2 separate regions of the Homo sapiens genome follow, and region 2 is linked to region 1. The links are chromatin loops, found by intact Hi-C in ENCODE. Cell type or tissue: PC-9. All regions are shown on one strand.

Region 1 (8,000 bases):
TATTCAAGTAAAGCCTGAATAATTGTTACCAAATTTGTTAGCAAGATGGTTGTTATGGGCTGAACTGTGCCCCTTCCACCAAATTCATATGTTGAAGGCTTAATTCCCAATATGACTGTATTTGAAGACCTTTAAAGAGGTGATGAAAGTTAAATGAGATTATAAGGATGGGCCCCTGATCCAGTGGGATTGGTGTTCTCATAAGAAGAGAGAAAGACATTAGTGGTGCACTCATACAAGTGAAAGACCATGTGAGGACGCAGCAAGATAGTGGCCATCTGCTCGCCAACGAGAGCGGTCTCAAGAGAAACCAAACTTGTTATTACCTTGACCCTGGACTTCCAGCCTCAAGAACTGTGAGAAATATATTTCTATTGTTTGAGCTACCCAGTCTGCGGTATATTGTTCTGGAAGTCTTAGCATACTAATAAAATTGTCATTATCAGAACGTTGTGATTGAAATCACAACATTTTTCAACAATATCTAAAGCTGATACCACATAGCAGTAGGGTAAGGAGTCAAAGGAGGGGTGAGTATAATCCCCTCTTATGGAATGGTAATTATATGGGAGGAGAGAAATGACCCAGGAACCAGAGCCTGTGTGGGAACCCCAGGAAAGAGCCATAAAAAGTTGTTGCCATGAAGTAAGACAAGTTGATAATTTTCACACTATAATTTTACAATATTATGCATATCGATGAGGGGATATTTATTTGTTTTGTAACCAAAGGAAATTCTTGGTAGTTTTAAATTTGAGACAAGTAGGAAACTATTATGACTATATTAACAATGAAGCTAATACTCTTTTGGCATGATTTCTGGGTCACTGAAACAGCCTAGACCTATGGAGCTAAAAGTTGTCTTAGGTGGTGTTTAAAAAAAAAAAAACCAAAAAACTAATAGTATTTAAGGCTACTACCCACCTTAATTCTTTCACACTGCTGAGTTTAAAGACTGCCATATGAATATAAAAGCATAGCCCAATTAAGGATATAGTCTCTTACTTAGAAATTGATAGGTTAGACAATGCTGTAGTATCACTGGAAATGGAAAGAGAGAAAATTAAATTTACCAAAATTTCTCTTAGAATGAGTATTATTTGTAGTTAAAAGGAATAATGTTATAGTCTGCTTCTGGGTTAGGATGGGGAGGCCATGGAGAATATAGCTGAGTAACAGCAGATGATCACTAGACCTACTTCTTTAGAAGGTGGAAGTTAAATGCAAGGATTTATTTAAATTAGTAAATATCCAAACTAGACTACTGTTTTCAGCATTCTTTTTTTCTTCTTTTCTTCCCTCAAATGTCTTCATTTCTTCTCTAGATAAACAAGGAGCAAATACTTTTAAAATATGGGTTTAATGATGTTCCAGGTATGAGCATCCCTGGACTGGCCACATTATTATCTCTATCACCACCTCAAATCTTACCTTCCTGAAGGGTATTGATTGCTCCTGAAGGGTCCTTTAACCCCATCCAAGATTTTGCCTTCTATACTAATTGTGATGGACAGATTCTAAGGTGGACTCCACCCTCATACCCCCTGCCTCCTGTCATGAGTGGGACCTGGGACTTGCTTCTAACCAATAGAATATGGAATATTAGTGGATATTACTCCATGATTAGTTACTATCAGAGTTGCTCTAGAGATGCACCTTGCTAACTCAAAGTTAGCACCTTTTTTGGAAATATCCATAAGGTGAGGAACTGAAGGCAGCCAAAGACATCAGTTTGTTACCGTAGTTACTAAAATCAGTAGGAGAAAGAATGAAAATTCCAATGTTTGAGCCAGACAAATTCATGTCTTTTGAAGGCAATTTTAGGACAGATTGATAACCTTAAAAAAAGAAAGTGAAAAATACCAGTGGATAAACTCAAAACAGAATACACATATACACACTGATTAATCCCATTTCAATTCTATTATCCTTTACCTATTATAAGGGATCAAGAGAGTCCCTGTACATGCACAGTTTTTAAAATGATGCCATTTTGGGTACAGCTGCATTTGTTTCCTTTGTAGGAAGTTAATTTTTCTAACAGCAGTCAAGAAAATCTTCACAAAATTACTCTCATTTTTTAAAGCTTTTTTGAAACTTTTACAACATTAGGCAGAGTGTGAAACCCTGCCTTTTTTCTGAGTAAGAGATGAAATTGTCTAATACAAATCAAGTATGGGTGTGGAAAAGAGAACTTTCAGAAAACTCCCCAAATGCAAAAAATACATGATTCCTTTACCCTGTATTTGCTAAATAACGCCCTCTAAGAGCATTATCTTTTCTTCAAGTACCTCTTTCTAGGAAAATACAGAGTTGAATGTAGTTTACAGCCAAGGAAGATTGGAGACACTGACTTAAAAGTATGTCTGCAACAATGATTACATAGTTAATAATAATAACTTATGTTTGTATGTTGTTTTACAAGGGTGTTGATGATTTTACAAAATTTAAGGCAGAGATTACATTTGACATTTGGAGAAAGGGAGAGAGAGAAGGAGATAGAGTGAGTAAGCAAGGGAAAGAGAGAAAGCCAAGACAAGAGTGGAGGTTTCATACTTTCTACTTTAAGGCCTTACCATCATTCCACCTCATTTTATTAGCATCTGTGCATATGTGGACACTGGACTTTTATCCATCTATCACTCATTCAGGGACACCAAAGAGAGGGAGGAGATTCATCAACTTGTCCAGAAAATCCTGATTCTTTACATCAGTCCTCCTTCCCAAAGTGTAAGCACTAAGTTCTGAATCTTTGAGCACTAGAATTGATTCTTTCAGAAAGAAATTGGGGCCCAAAGAGGTTGCATACCTTGTCCAATAAGAATACAAGCTGGCATATAAAAGAAGGTGCCCACCATTTATTGAGGTCTTACTTTGTATTGGCCAGTTCATATACATCACTGTTAATGCTTTCAGGAAGCCTTATATATAAGAGGAAAGTGAGACTCACACTTTAAGGTACTTGCTTATTAACACAATTAATAAATAACATATGGGGGATTTAAATCAAGGTCTGTTTAATTCAATAGCCCATGCCCCTTTCATTAACTAGGCACTACTTAAGAATCCAGATCTCTTTATTCCCAGCTATGGCTTCTACTTTGGCAATGAGTCTGACCCAAGTTCTAAGTCCAAGTCAGTCTTATGAGGATTTACCCAGAGATTGTTTTTCTCATACAAATAGCTAGAAGTTGAGCTTGTGAGAAGGTAGAAGGGTAGCTATTGGGAAAGGGTCCTTATGTGTATGGTGTATGTGTGTTGCACTCAGGCAGGAGCACACATGGCTCTGCTATAAGAGGTGCAGCAAATGGTGCATGTTCTCTCTAATATTTATGCACAGAGCTATGTTTTTATTTTTATTTTTTGCCATTTATTTGAAGTATAGCTTTTCATTGCCTCCACATGAAGGTTTTTATCAACATGTATCTTCAGATACCTGTTTGAAAGTCCATGGTGACTCAGCCAGTGTAAGCCATTTCAATTCTGGTTAGATCATCATTCCTAAGACCATCAGTTTGATGTCATGGACCCTAAGCCTCCTTGCTGTTTCCTTTAGGAAAGGCAGTGGAAATTTACAGGCACTGAAGGACCCTGTCAAAGGCACCAGGCTTTGGATGGAGCCCTGAATGCAATGTGTCACAGTGAGTATTTACACACCAAATGGAAGGCTTTTCAAGAACAGAAGGTGCAGACAGACACAATAGTCTCTTAGTCATGCTTTAATGAGCTAGGGCTCTTGGCTGAATGGATGCTCAGTAACAGGACGTCTGTGCAATGAGAAAACAAGCAGAGGATGCTTGGGATTTGCTTGGGCAGGTGTCTCCAAAGGGAGGGAAACATGACTCATGACACTTGCGCCTTGAGCTAAGTTGACACCACTGCCATCACCCTTGGAATGCAATTTGTGGGCAGAGATCTAGGCTGTTTATAAAAATGACGTGAACAGCAGTTTCAGCCTCAGGAGGCTCCATAGGAATGATAAAGAAGAGGATTACAGAAGCTAAAGCTTTTGTTTAAAGAGAGATTACAAAGCATTTATTTCGGATCAAGTCAGCCTGAAGCTTAACAGCTAAAACTTGCCCTTTTTTCTGCTCCGTGATGAGTTTTGCTCTTAAACTGAGTGCTCAAATGGGAAGATGAAGATGAGGCTTTATTTGGAATGACCTCAAATGAGGCCGTTGGTTTTTCACTCTTTTGTTAATATGAATTCAGGAAACACGAAGATTAGTAAAGATTCTAATCAATTGCCCAACATTAGTTTTTCTAGTAACAAGGGCAAATGTGCTTTTTAAGTACTTGAAGGTGAAAAGAAAATCAGACAGCAAGAAAGGGGATGCAACAAGGTTAATGCCTCAGAGCTTTTCATAAATTGTGGTTTCTGTGTTGGAAATTGTTCAAAGTAAACACTGCCCATGTTGGGAAGGTAAAAAAAAAAAAAGTTTAAAAACACTCAATCTCTACCCCTTCTGAGGCTGAATTGCATTGACTGCATGGCTGATCCAGTGACTGCAAAAACCTACACATTCAGGAGGTGACTTTTACAAAATGAATTGACAGTGTGGCTGGCAAGATGGCAGAATAGGAACAGCTCCAGTCTGCAGCTCCTGGAGAGATCAATGCAGAAGGCAGGTGACTTCTGCATTTCCAACTGAAGTACCTGGCTCATCTCACTGGGACTGGTTAGACAGTGGGTGCAGCCCATGGAGGGGAAACCAAAGCACGGTTGGGCGTTGCTTCACCCGGGAAGTGCAAGGGGTTGGGAACTCCCTCCCCTAGCCAAGGGAAGCCCTGAGGGACTGTGCCGTGAGGTACAGCACACTCCGGCCCAGATACTACACTTTTCCCATGGTCTTCACAACCCACAGACCAGGAGATTCCCTTGGGTGCCTACACCACCAGGGCCCTGGGTTTCAAGCACAAAACTGGGTGGCCATTTGGGCAGACACCCAGCTAGCTGCAGGACTTTTTTCTCATACCCTAGTGGTACCTGGAATGCTAAAATCCACTGGTTGGAATTCTCACTGCCAGCACACAGTCTGAAGTCTATCTGGGACAGTCGAGCTTGGTGTGGGGAGGGGCATCCACCATTACTGAGGCTTGAGTAGGCAGCTTTCCCCTCACAGCGTAAACAAAGCCACCAGGAAGTTTGGACTGGGTGGAGCCCACCTCAGCACCACAAAGTTGCTGTAGCCAGACTGCCTCTCTAGATTCCTCCTCTCTGGGCAGGGCATCTCTGAAAGAAAGGCAGCAGCCCCAGTCAGGAGCTTACAGATAAAACTCCCATCTCCCTGGGATAGAGCAACAGGGGGAAGAGGTGGCTGTGGGAGCAGCTTCAGCAGACTTAAACATTCCTGCCTACCAGTTCTGAAGAGAGCAGCGGATCTCCCAGCACAGCACTCAAGCTCTGCTAAGGGACAGACTGCCTCCTCAAGTGGGTCCCTGACCCCTATGCCTCCTGACTGGGAGACACCTCCCAGCAGAGGTCAAAAGATACCTCATACAGGAGAGGTCTGGCTGGCATCTGGCAGCTTCCCCTCTGTGACGAAGCTTCCAGAGGAAGGAACAGGCAGCAATCTTTGCTGTTCTGCAGCCTCTGCTGGTAACATGCAGACAAACAGGGTCTGGAATTGACCTCCAGAAAACTTCAGCAGACCTGCAGCAGAGGGGCCTGTTAGTAGGGAAACTAACAAACAGAAAGGAATAGCGTCAACATCAACAAAAACGATGTCCACACCAAAACCCCATTTGAAGGTCACCAACATCAAAGACCAAAGGTAGATAAATCCACGAAGGTGAGGAAAAAAAATCAGCATCAAAAGGCTGAAAATTCCAAAAACCAGAACACCTGTTCTCCTCCAAAGGATCACAACTCCTCGCCAGCAAGGGAACACAACTGGACGGCAAATGAGTTTGATGAATTGACAGAAGTAGGCTTCAGAAGGTGGATAATAACAAACTACTCCCAGCTAAAGGAGCATGTTCTATCTAACCCAATGAAGGGAAGCTAAGAACCTTGAAAAAAGGTTAGAGGAATTGCTAACTAGAATAACCAGTTTAGAGAAGAACATAGATGACCTGATGGAGCTAAAAAACACAGCACGAAAACTTCGTGAAGCATACACAAGTGTCAATAGTCGAATCAATCAAGTCGAAGAAAGGATATCAAAGATTGAAGATCAACTTAATGAAATAAAGCATGAAGACAAGAGAAAAAAGAACAAAAAGGAATGAACAAAGCCTCCAAGAAACATGGGACTATGTGAAAAGACCAAACCTACGTTTGATTGGTGTATCTAAAAGTGACAGGGAGAATGGAACCAAGTTGGAAAACATTCTCCAGGATATTATCCAGGAGAACTTCCCCAACCTAGCAAGACAGGTCAACATTCAAATTCTGGAAATACAGAGAACACCACAAAGATACTCCTTGAGAAGAGCAACCCCAAGACACATAATCATCAGATTCACCAAGGTTGAAATGAAGGAAAAAATGTTAAGAGCAGCCAGAAAGAAAGGTCGGGTTACCTACAAAGGGAAGCCCATCAGACTAACAGAGGATCTCTCAGCAGAAACCCTACAAGCCAGAAAATAGTGGGGGCCAATATTCAACATTCTTAAAGAAAAGAATTTTCAACCCAGAATTCCATATCCAGCCAAACTAAGCTTCATAAGCTAAGGAGAAATAAAATCCTTTACAGACAAGCAAATGCTGAGGGATTTTGTCACCACCAGGCCTGCCTTACAAGAGCTCCTGAAGGAAGCACTAAATATAGAAAGGAAAAACTGGTACCAGCCATAACAAAAACATACCAAATTATAAAGACCATCGACACTATGAAGAAACTGCATCAACTAACAGGCAAAATAACCAGCTAGCATCACAATGACAGGACCAAATTCACACGTAACAATATTAAACTTAAATGTAAACAGGCTAAATGTTCCAATTAAAAGACACAGACTGGCAAATTGGATAAAGAGTCAAGACCCATCTGTGTCCTGTATTCAGGAGACCCATCTCATGTGGAAAGACACACATGGGCTCAAAATAAAGGGATGAAGGACTATTTATCAAGCAAATGGAAAGCAAAAAAAAAAAAAAAAAAAAAAAAAAAAAAAAAAAAGAACAGGGGTTGCAATCCTTGTCTCTGATAAAACAGACTTTAAACCAACAAAGATCAAAAAAGACAAAGAAGGGCATTACATAATGGTAAAGGGATTAACACAACAGGAAGAGCTAACTATCCTAAATATATATGCACCCAATACAGGAGCACCCAGATTCATAAAGCAAGTTCTTAGAGACCTATAAAGAGAGACTTAGACTCCCACACAATAATAGTGGGAGACTTTAACACCCCACTGGTCATAGGGAGGGCAACATCACACACCGGGGCCTGTAGGGGGCAGGAGAATAGGGAAGGGATAGCATTACGAGAAATACCTAATGTAGATGATGGGTTGATAGGTGCAGCAAACCACCATAGCACATGTATACCTATGTAACAAACCTGCACATTCTGCACATGTATCCCAGAACTTAAAGTATAATTAAAAAAAAATAAATTGACCAAAACCCAGACAATTTGTGAACTACTTGTAGACTTGGTCTCTGCTCAGATAGGGATGATTTGTGATCTTTTCTATATCAGGGAGATTTTTTGCTTGACTCTTTCCCTTTCTTTGGGAATTAAAATCTGAAGAAAAATGATACCATTTCAAAGGTACTATATACAAAGTTGGATGTATGGTTGATCATTCATTTATTCAACAGAGAGACATGGAACATGTACTAGATGCTAGGTTCTATTCAGAGCACTAGAAATCCAGGGACAAACAAGACAACTCCTTATATTTAAGTTATTGTAGGGAAGACAAAAACCGAATAGTTAGGCAAAGAAGGATATGCAAAAATATACTTTCAGGCTGGGTATGGTGGCTTACACCTATAATCCCAGGACTTCGTGAGGCCAAGGCGGGCAGATCACTTGAGGTCAGAG
Region 2 (8,000 bases), 140 kb after region 1:
TAAAAAGGTTTAATGCAGATGTCAAGAAGCCTACACAACCATTGGACAACTGGAGGAAGCTGAGGTCAATGAAGCCATGGTGGACAGCCTCAGCCTCAGCTCCCAGCTGAACAGTTCTCTGTTCATTGTCCATTGTTCTTGAACTTCTAGACATTTCTCTTCAACCATCACAGTCTGCAATGATGAAGGACATGGCTTTCTGGTGGAGCCTCTTAGAATCTCACAGCTGTCCACATTTCTGCCTATAACCACCTCTAGCCTGTTGTTCGTTTCAGCCTTCCAAATCTTCAGCAAGAAGGGACTTCTTGGTCAACCAATCTGTAAACATATGGGGAAAGGCATTCTGCAAATATAGCTCCCAGCTTCTCAAAAGACAGAGGAACCCTTAGAAGGGAGTGTTGGTGATGCCAAATTGGCAGTAAATAACCCATGACTGCAGCTCAGCTTGGCACCTAACTCTGTAGGGCACTCACTTACTTCAGGAAGGGTGCATTTACTCAATAAGGCAGATTAAAGGATCACTTGGTTCATATGGACTCAGAAAAAAGTGGGCTAAGTGATCTTTAAACAGATTTGACCAAGCTGGGGAATACCAAAGACTTACTATTTTTCAATCAGAGAACACAGCATGGAATAGCAGGAAGAGTGCCAGACTGGAAGCCAGGGAACCTCAAATTTTCTCTTCTATGAAACAAGGAAAATAGTATCTGTCATGCCTCAGAGGATCACCACAAGCTTAACATATGTGGAAATATTTTAAAGTGTACAAGCCCCGTATCAATATTAAGGTCCCCATATGAACATGAAGACCTAAGGTTTACTTGGCTTAGTCCGAAGAAGCTTCCAGTATAAGGCTGGATTAGGAAAGATGAAAATGGAGACATAAAAGTTGGACTGGGGCCAGGTGCAGTGGCTCATGCCAGTAATCCCAGCACTTTGGGAGGCCAAGGTGGGTGGATCATGAGGTCAAGAGATTGAGACCATCCTGGCCAACATGGTGAAACCCCCCTGTACTAAAAATACAAAAATTAGCTGGGCGTGGTGGTGCATGCCTGTAATCCCAGCTACTCGGGAGTCTGAGGTAGGAGAATCACTTGAACCCAGGAGGCGGAGGTTGCAGTTAGCCGAGATCACACCACTGCACTCCAGCCTGGGCCACAGGAGCGAAACTCCGACTCAAAAAAAAAAAAAGTTGGACTGGGAGCCTTACAGAGTTCACACACGTTTGTAACATTCTTCAGATGTGGTCTGCACAAATTGGAGTTATTAGTCCAATTTTATAAAGAAAAATCATATTTTGAATGTAGCCGAAGAACTTCCTAATTAAAATGATATGATCCTTAAAAGGTTTTTTGGGGGTAATGGAGGGAGGATCAGGAGGATCAAAGTAGAATGCATATATTTGATAATAAATATAATATTTGGTCAAAGAAAAATAAAAGTTCGACCTAATCAGTTTGCAGAAATGCCTAGAAAATAAACCATCTTCTAAATATATAGTGATTTTAAAGAGGATAAAGTATGAGGAAAGGGTGGAGTTATCTGTCAGAAAAAATTATATAATTTTACAACATTTTATTTTTATTAAAACAGAGCATGGGTTAAAACCACCATGAGAATTAGGTCATCAAACCATCAACAATAGACTAATATTCCCCCCAAATTCCTATGTTGAAATTCCAATTCCCAATATGATGGTATTAGGAGACGGGATCTTTCAAAAGTGATTCGTGATTCATGAATCGGTGAATCAGATTAGTGCTTTTATTAAAGAGATGCAAGAGAGATCCACTGCAAGGGAAAGCCATTGTAAGAGAAGACACAGCGAGAAGACAGTCACTGTCTGTGAACCAGAAAACTGAGCCTCACCAGATACCGATTCTGACAGTGACTTAATCTCAACTTTCCGAGCCTCTAGTACTGTAAGAAATAAATTTATGTTGTTTATAAGCTATCCTGCTTATGGTATTTTTGTAACAAAAATGTTTGTAACAGCCCAAATGGCCTAAGATACCATCCCTAAGTAGGGCAGTCATCGTAAAGTAGTTACAACACAACAAAAACAAGGGGAAGACTTAATTGAAAAAATTCATTCCTGAGACGTAATAAAGCAGGTGAATTTAGTAATGGGAAATGATTCTGCAAGGGACTTTTAGCATTATCACCCTCCAGAAACATGTCAGAAAAATCTAGAGCATTATTCTCTGGGTGGGACAGATTTGGGAGAATGCATGCTACCTTATCAGCTCTCTGTTCCTCCCTGGGAGACTGATGCTTCCTAATGCACAACTCAATTCAAAGCAGCAATGTACTCTGAAGTTTCTTCTCTTTCTTTCTTTCTTTCTTCCTTTCTTTCTTTCTTTCTTTCTTTCTTTCTTTCTTTCTTTCTTTCTTCTTTCTTTCTTTGTTTGTTTCTTTCTTCTTTCTTTCTCTGTTTCTTTGCTTTTTCTTTCTTCCTTCCTTCCTCTTTCTTTCTTCTTTTCTATTTCTTTTTTCTTTTCTTTCTTCTTTTCTTTCTATTTCTTTTTTCTTTTCTTTCTTTCTTTCCTTCTTTCTTTCGTTTCTTTCTTTCTTTCTTTCTTTTTCCTTCCTTCTTTCCTTCCTTCCTTCCTTCTCTTTTTCTTCTTCTTGAGACAAGGTCTTACTCTGTTGCCCAGGCTGGAGTGCACTGGCGTGATTACAGCTCACTGCAGCCTTGAACTCCTGGCCTCAAACCTCTGCCTCCTGAGTAGCTAGGTCTACAGGCATCCACCACCATGCCTGGTTAATTTTTTAAAGTTTTTGTAGAGACAGGGTCTCACTCTCTCGCCCAGGTTGGTCTTGAACTCTTGGCCTCAACTGATCTTCCCACCTCAGTCTCCCAAAGTGTTGGGATTATAGGTATGAGCCACTGTGCTCAACCCAGAAAGTATTTTTATGTAAAAATAAATTATGCAATGGCACTTTATGAACTTCAAAGAAAAAATACTTTCTTTGTGTTGTTCTTGTTATATCTGAGAAGAAAAATGATGATTAAATTTCTAAATAAAACATATTCTGTTAATTTACAACTTTTCTCAAAATGGAAGAGTTTAAATTGTGATAAAAAGTAGTAGGTAGAGTGTACACCTATGTTCATAACAGCATTATTTACGATAGCCAAGATTAGAAACTACCCAAGTGTTCATCTACACATGAATGGAAAAATAATTTGTATATATATATATACATATATATATATGAATATTATTCAGCCTTAAATGGGAATGAGACTCTGACACAATACTACAACGTGGATACATCTTGCAGGCCTGATAAATGAAATAAGCCACAAAAAGACAAATACTATAAGCCCACTTATATGAAGTGTCTAAAGTAATAAAATTCATAGAAATGGAAAGTAGAATTATGTTTGCCAGGAGCTGAGGAAAGGGGAAAATGAGGAGTTAATGGGGATAGAGTTTCAGTTGTGACAGATGGGAAAGTTCTGGACATTGATTACACAACAATGGAAATTCACTTAACACTATTGAACTGCACACTCAAAAATGGTTAAGATAGTAAGTTTTATGTGTATGTTACCACTATTTAAAAAATTAGTTAAAAAATAGTAGACCGAAATTTATTTCTAACGGTGGCTTCCCACCACCATTTGGGGGGAGTTCTGTTGTGAAATTTTAGGTGATTTACTTTCTCAAATTGTACTGAGTCATGGGTTTGTTTTCCCATGGAAAAATTACTAAAAGAAGAGTGCGTGGAAACACATAACACTTAAGTCACTTCCATATTGCAAAGGTATGTCCATAAGACCTTTGACTTTGATAAGATTTGTAAAAGCTATGCGGCCTTTTCTTCCTCCTCACTCCATCCCGTCTCCCAGGGCCAGCCTGTTCCTCAAAAGAGTGAAAAACATAGGAAAATTACTGCCAATCATCCAACCAGACTATCTAAATGATGTAAAGTAATTATTAAATTTTACTCAGCCAATACACTGTTTGAGCTTGGATTATAAACCACTGTTTACTCTCACAGTGTCTGGCAAAAAATAGGCACTCTCATTTTGTTTTCAACAGACAGATGGTGTTTGCCCTTCTAGAGCTCAAGAAGGAGGGTGATCAAGCAAATAGGCTTAAGCACATTTTGAGAAAAGCAACATGGCGCACAGCCCTGGGGCAAGACTATGTCGGGCTCAGGACTTGAGTCTGTCATTTACTAGCTGTGTAATCTTGAGCAATTCACTTAAATATCCTGATCTTCATTTTTTTCCTGTGTGAAATGACATTAATAAACAATGTCTGTAACAAGAAATGTAAAGGCCAAATGTAAAGAAATGTAAAATCCTAAGTCCTGCATGCCTTCTACCACTGGTCTAGTCACATGTGCCAGCTGAACATTCCCTGGGCCGCAATTAATGTGACTGATGGTTTTATCCCTGGTTTTCCCAGGGTGAAATCTAGACACAGGAATCCTGAAAAATGCCTCTGTGGAAAGATAGATTGAAAGCAGGTCTTCTAAGGGAAGCTGCAGAATGTTTCTCCCTCAGCCTATAGTTTGACAGAATGATAAGATATCAAGATGAAACCCTGAAGACCTGAGGATTTTTCACGGATTTCATTATTCTATTGAAGACCTAAAAAAAAGTGGCTAAAAAAGATATTTTTAGAAATTGCTTTAATATGGTTTTTATTAACATTTATTTAATTAACTACATAAAATCTGTATATAAAAGAGGCAAAAGTTTATTCTTACTCTCAGCCAGACAGTTGCTGATAAGGTAGTGTTGACAGGAATCTCCCTGACTCAACAACCATAAATATGGTTGGAATGTGGTATTTGCTCTTCCTGGAAACAATGCTTCCCACTTACAGAGTTTGTATTCAATATGGTGTTAATACATAGACCTCATCCAACTATCTCTCTGTGGAATCTGAGCTCCTACTCAAGTCAATATCCTATAATATGCTAAACAGAAAACCTCCTGTATTAGTTTCCTGAGGCCACCATAACAAAGTACCACAAACTGGGTGGCTTAAACAACAAGAATGTATTCTCTCACTGTTGTGAAGGTCAGAAGTCCAAAATCAAGGTGTGTTAGTAGGGACACCCTTCCTTGGAAAGCTGCAATCCTTCCTTGCCTCTTTCAGCTTCTGATGGGTCTTGGCATTTCTTGGTCTGTGGCAGCATAACTCCAGTCTCTGCTAGAGTTTACAAATGGCCTTATCCCCTGTGTCTTTGTATTTTTCCATCTTCTCATACGGACACCTGGCATTAGATTTTTGTGTGCACCGTAAATCCAGGGTGGTTTTATTCCAGAATCCTTTTTATATCCCAAATATATCTACAAAGATTCTGTTTTCAAGTAAGGTCACATTCTGATGTTCCAGGTTGGAATGGTCTGAATGTTTGTATACCCCCAAAATTCATATGCTCAAACTGTTTTTTTTTTTTTTTTGACACAGTCTTGCTCTGTTACCCAGGCTGGAGTGCAGTGGCACCATCACGGCTCTCTGCAACCTCCACCTCCAGGGTTCAAGTGGTTCTCCTGCCTCAGCCTCTTTGGTAGCTGGGATTACAGGCGTGTGCCACCACGCCCAGCTATTTTTTGTATTTTTAGTAGAGATGGGGTTTCACCATGTTGGCCAGGCTGGTCTCAAACTCCTGACCTCAGGTGATCCTCCCACCTCAGCACACCCAAAGTGCTGGGATTACAGGCATGAGCCACCACGCCCAGCCCATATGTTCAAACTTGATCCCCAATGTGAGAGTATTAAGAGATGCAGCTTTTCTTTTGGGTCGGGGTGGAGGTGGGGGTGATTAAGCCATGAGGACAGATTCCCCATGAATTGGATTACTGCCCTATAAAGAGGCTTCAGAGACCTTGGTCAACCTTTCTTCCGTGTGAGGACACAGCAAGAAGGCACCATCAATGAAGCAGTGAGTAGACCCCTGCCAAACGCTGAATAGGAAGTCATCTTGAACTTGCAGCCTCCAGAAACTATTAGCAATAAATTTTCTCTTGTTTATAAATTACCTAGTCTATGGTATTTTTGTTATAGCAGCTCAAATGAACCAAGACACAGATGTACATAAATTTAGGGAAAAATTATTCAACCCACTATACCTCTTTCCTTTTTTACTAATTCGTATTTAATTAATGATGCATGTGGTTTATTTAGTGACAACAACATCTATGGTCAATATGTGAGACTCTCAGAAGAGGAAATGTAACCATCAGCAGCCAACAGAAAGTGGGGGGCAATAGAAATTCTACCTCATTCCCCAAGTTAGAGAAAAAAAAAATCACTGCATGGAGATATGAAATAATGCTTTGTGGGTCTGTTTTCCTATAGCTTCTGTATATGTCAATCTTCTATGCTCAGCTTTCTTTGTATCTTATTTTTTAATTTTAGTATAAAAATGAATGTTTTATTGCCTTCAATTTACCATTATTATTTTTTACATCAGTTGTTCTTTGTGTGTGTGTATGTGTCAGATTTAGTTTTCTGGAGTGTGAATGCATGTGGTGTGTGTGTATGTGTGTGACCTAAATAAGTTTATCTCCTGAAAAGAAAGCAATATCAACATTTAAAGATTAGGTTAACAGAACTCACTTTATTAAATGCCTGGTATGTGTCCAGGCCTTGAGCTGAGGAATAAGAACAATGATGAGTAAAGACCATCCCTGTTCTCAAGGTGTTTGTAGACTACAAAGGAGCCTGCAACCTTACAGCAAAAATAAAGTAAATAAACACAAACCATGGAGCATGTTGCACTCACAGAGGTTCATTCTCACCCATTTTGAAGATACTGGGAGTAATTGGAACTTTGTTGAAGAAAACAAGGAGATCATTTCTGTTTTGTCTGTGCATCACCATGACTACCTAGCACCATGGAGAAAGGGACCCCCTTTCAGAGCACAAACTCTGACCACAGAGGGCCTTTGTCTATCCTTCATTTTACTCTAAACTTTTCTCAAAATAACCATGGATGAAGCTGGAAAACATCATTCTCAGCAAGCTAACATAGGAACAGAAAACCAAACACTGCATGTTCTCACTCATAAGTGGGAATTGAACAATGAGAACACACGGACACAGGGAGAGAAACATCACACACCAGGGCCTGTCAGGGGTTGGGGGCAAGGGGAGGGATAGCATTAGGAGAAATACCCAATGTAGATGACGGGTTGATGGGTACAGCAAACCACCATGGCACATGTATACCTATGTAACAAACTTGCACATTCTGCACATGTATCCCAGAATTCAAAGTATAATAAAGTAAATAAATAAATAACCCTTTGTGAAGCTGTACTTCTGGAGAAAAGCCCACACAACTATGGGACATTAAGTATGCATCACAAGTAAGATTTTAAAAATAATTTAAAAAGTATTATTTCTGCTTTTGTTTCCTTGTCATTAAAAAAGGTTTCTGTCTTCCTCAACCCCTCAAGATCAGCGCTTTAGCTGCAAGTAAATGCCTTCTTGCATTGGATTCTTCCCATAAACTTCCCTGCTCATTTCTCCCGTGGATTGGGCCTTCTATGACTGCACATATATAGTCGCTTCAGAATAGAAAGCCGCTTTCTCCCTTAGCAAGGTATGGCTTTTCCGATGTCCCCTCTTGCTTTGCCAAGTTGAATTCCAAAGTTGTGTCAAATCTCAGCTAAATCAGTGTATTTGCCTTTCCTGCCTATGGCATTAATTGCACTTTACCGCTGCTATTATTTTCCATGCAACTTCTTAGTTAATTCCTTAATGTATTTTGGGATACCATTTGGGTATGGAGATATTATGGAAATGATGTAGAAAGGGAATTAACTTCAGCGCTACAGGTCAGAGTTACTTAGTTACTTTTAAGCATTTGTTTTTGCACCTTCTTTTTTGGTCCCTGGGAGCCTTGGACAATAAGCTGTTATCCACTTTACATTTCTGAATTATACTTACATGAATCTGGTGCCAGAGAAAGTTCAGTGGTAAAGAATTAAAACTGATTATTCCACTGTTTACAGTCAGAGCTGG

Evidence for each region. Peaks named below come from ENCODE experiments on the same cell type or tissue, not always from the same donor. Only the 100,000 strongest peaks of a DNase experiment are listed, where the experiment ranks them.
Region 2: a loop joins it to region 1, with 3 times the contacts of the local background. A loop is called at or near these places in 5 of 110 quality-filtered maps.

What each region holds. Positions count from the first base shown.
Region 1 is chr2:138,068,260-138,076,259 of GRCh38, reverse strand. No RefSeq gene overlaps it. Among named protein-coding and RNA genes, the nearest start is that of LINC01832, 30 kb to the left of the region's middle. RefSeq lists an enhancer at 3,689-4,190. In PC-9, no CTCF peak of the experiment used is centred here; DNase peaks (open chromatin) are centred at 3,819 and 4,379; H3K4me3 peaks cover 378 bases; H3K27ac peaks cover 638 bases.
Region 2 is chr2:137,925,815-137,933,814 of GRCh38, reverse strand. It overlaps LOC101928273 (a long non-coding RNA gene), which reads left to right and starts at 5,883. Exons shown (of 3, transcript NR_120402.1): 1 at 5,883-5,913; 2 at 7,407-7,578. In PC-9, no CTCF peak of the experiment used is centred here; a DNase peak (open chromatin) is centred at 4,824.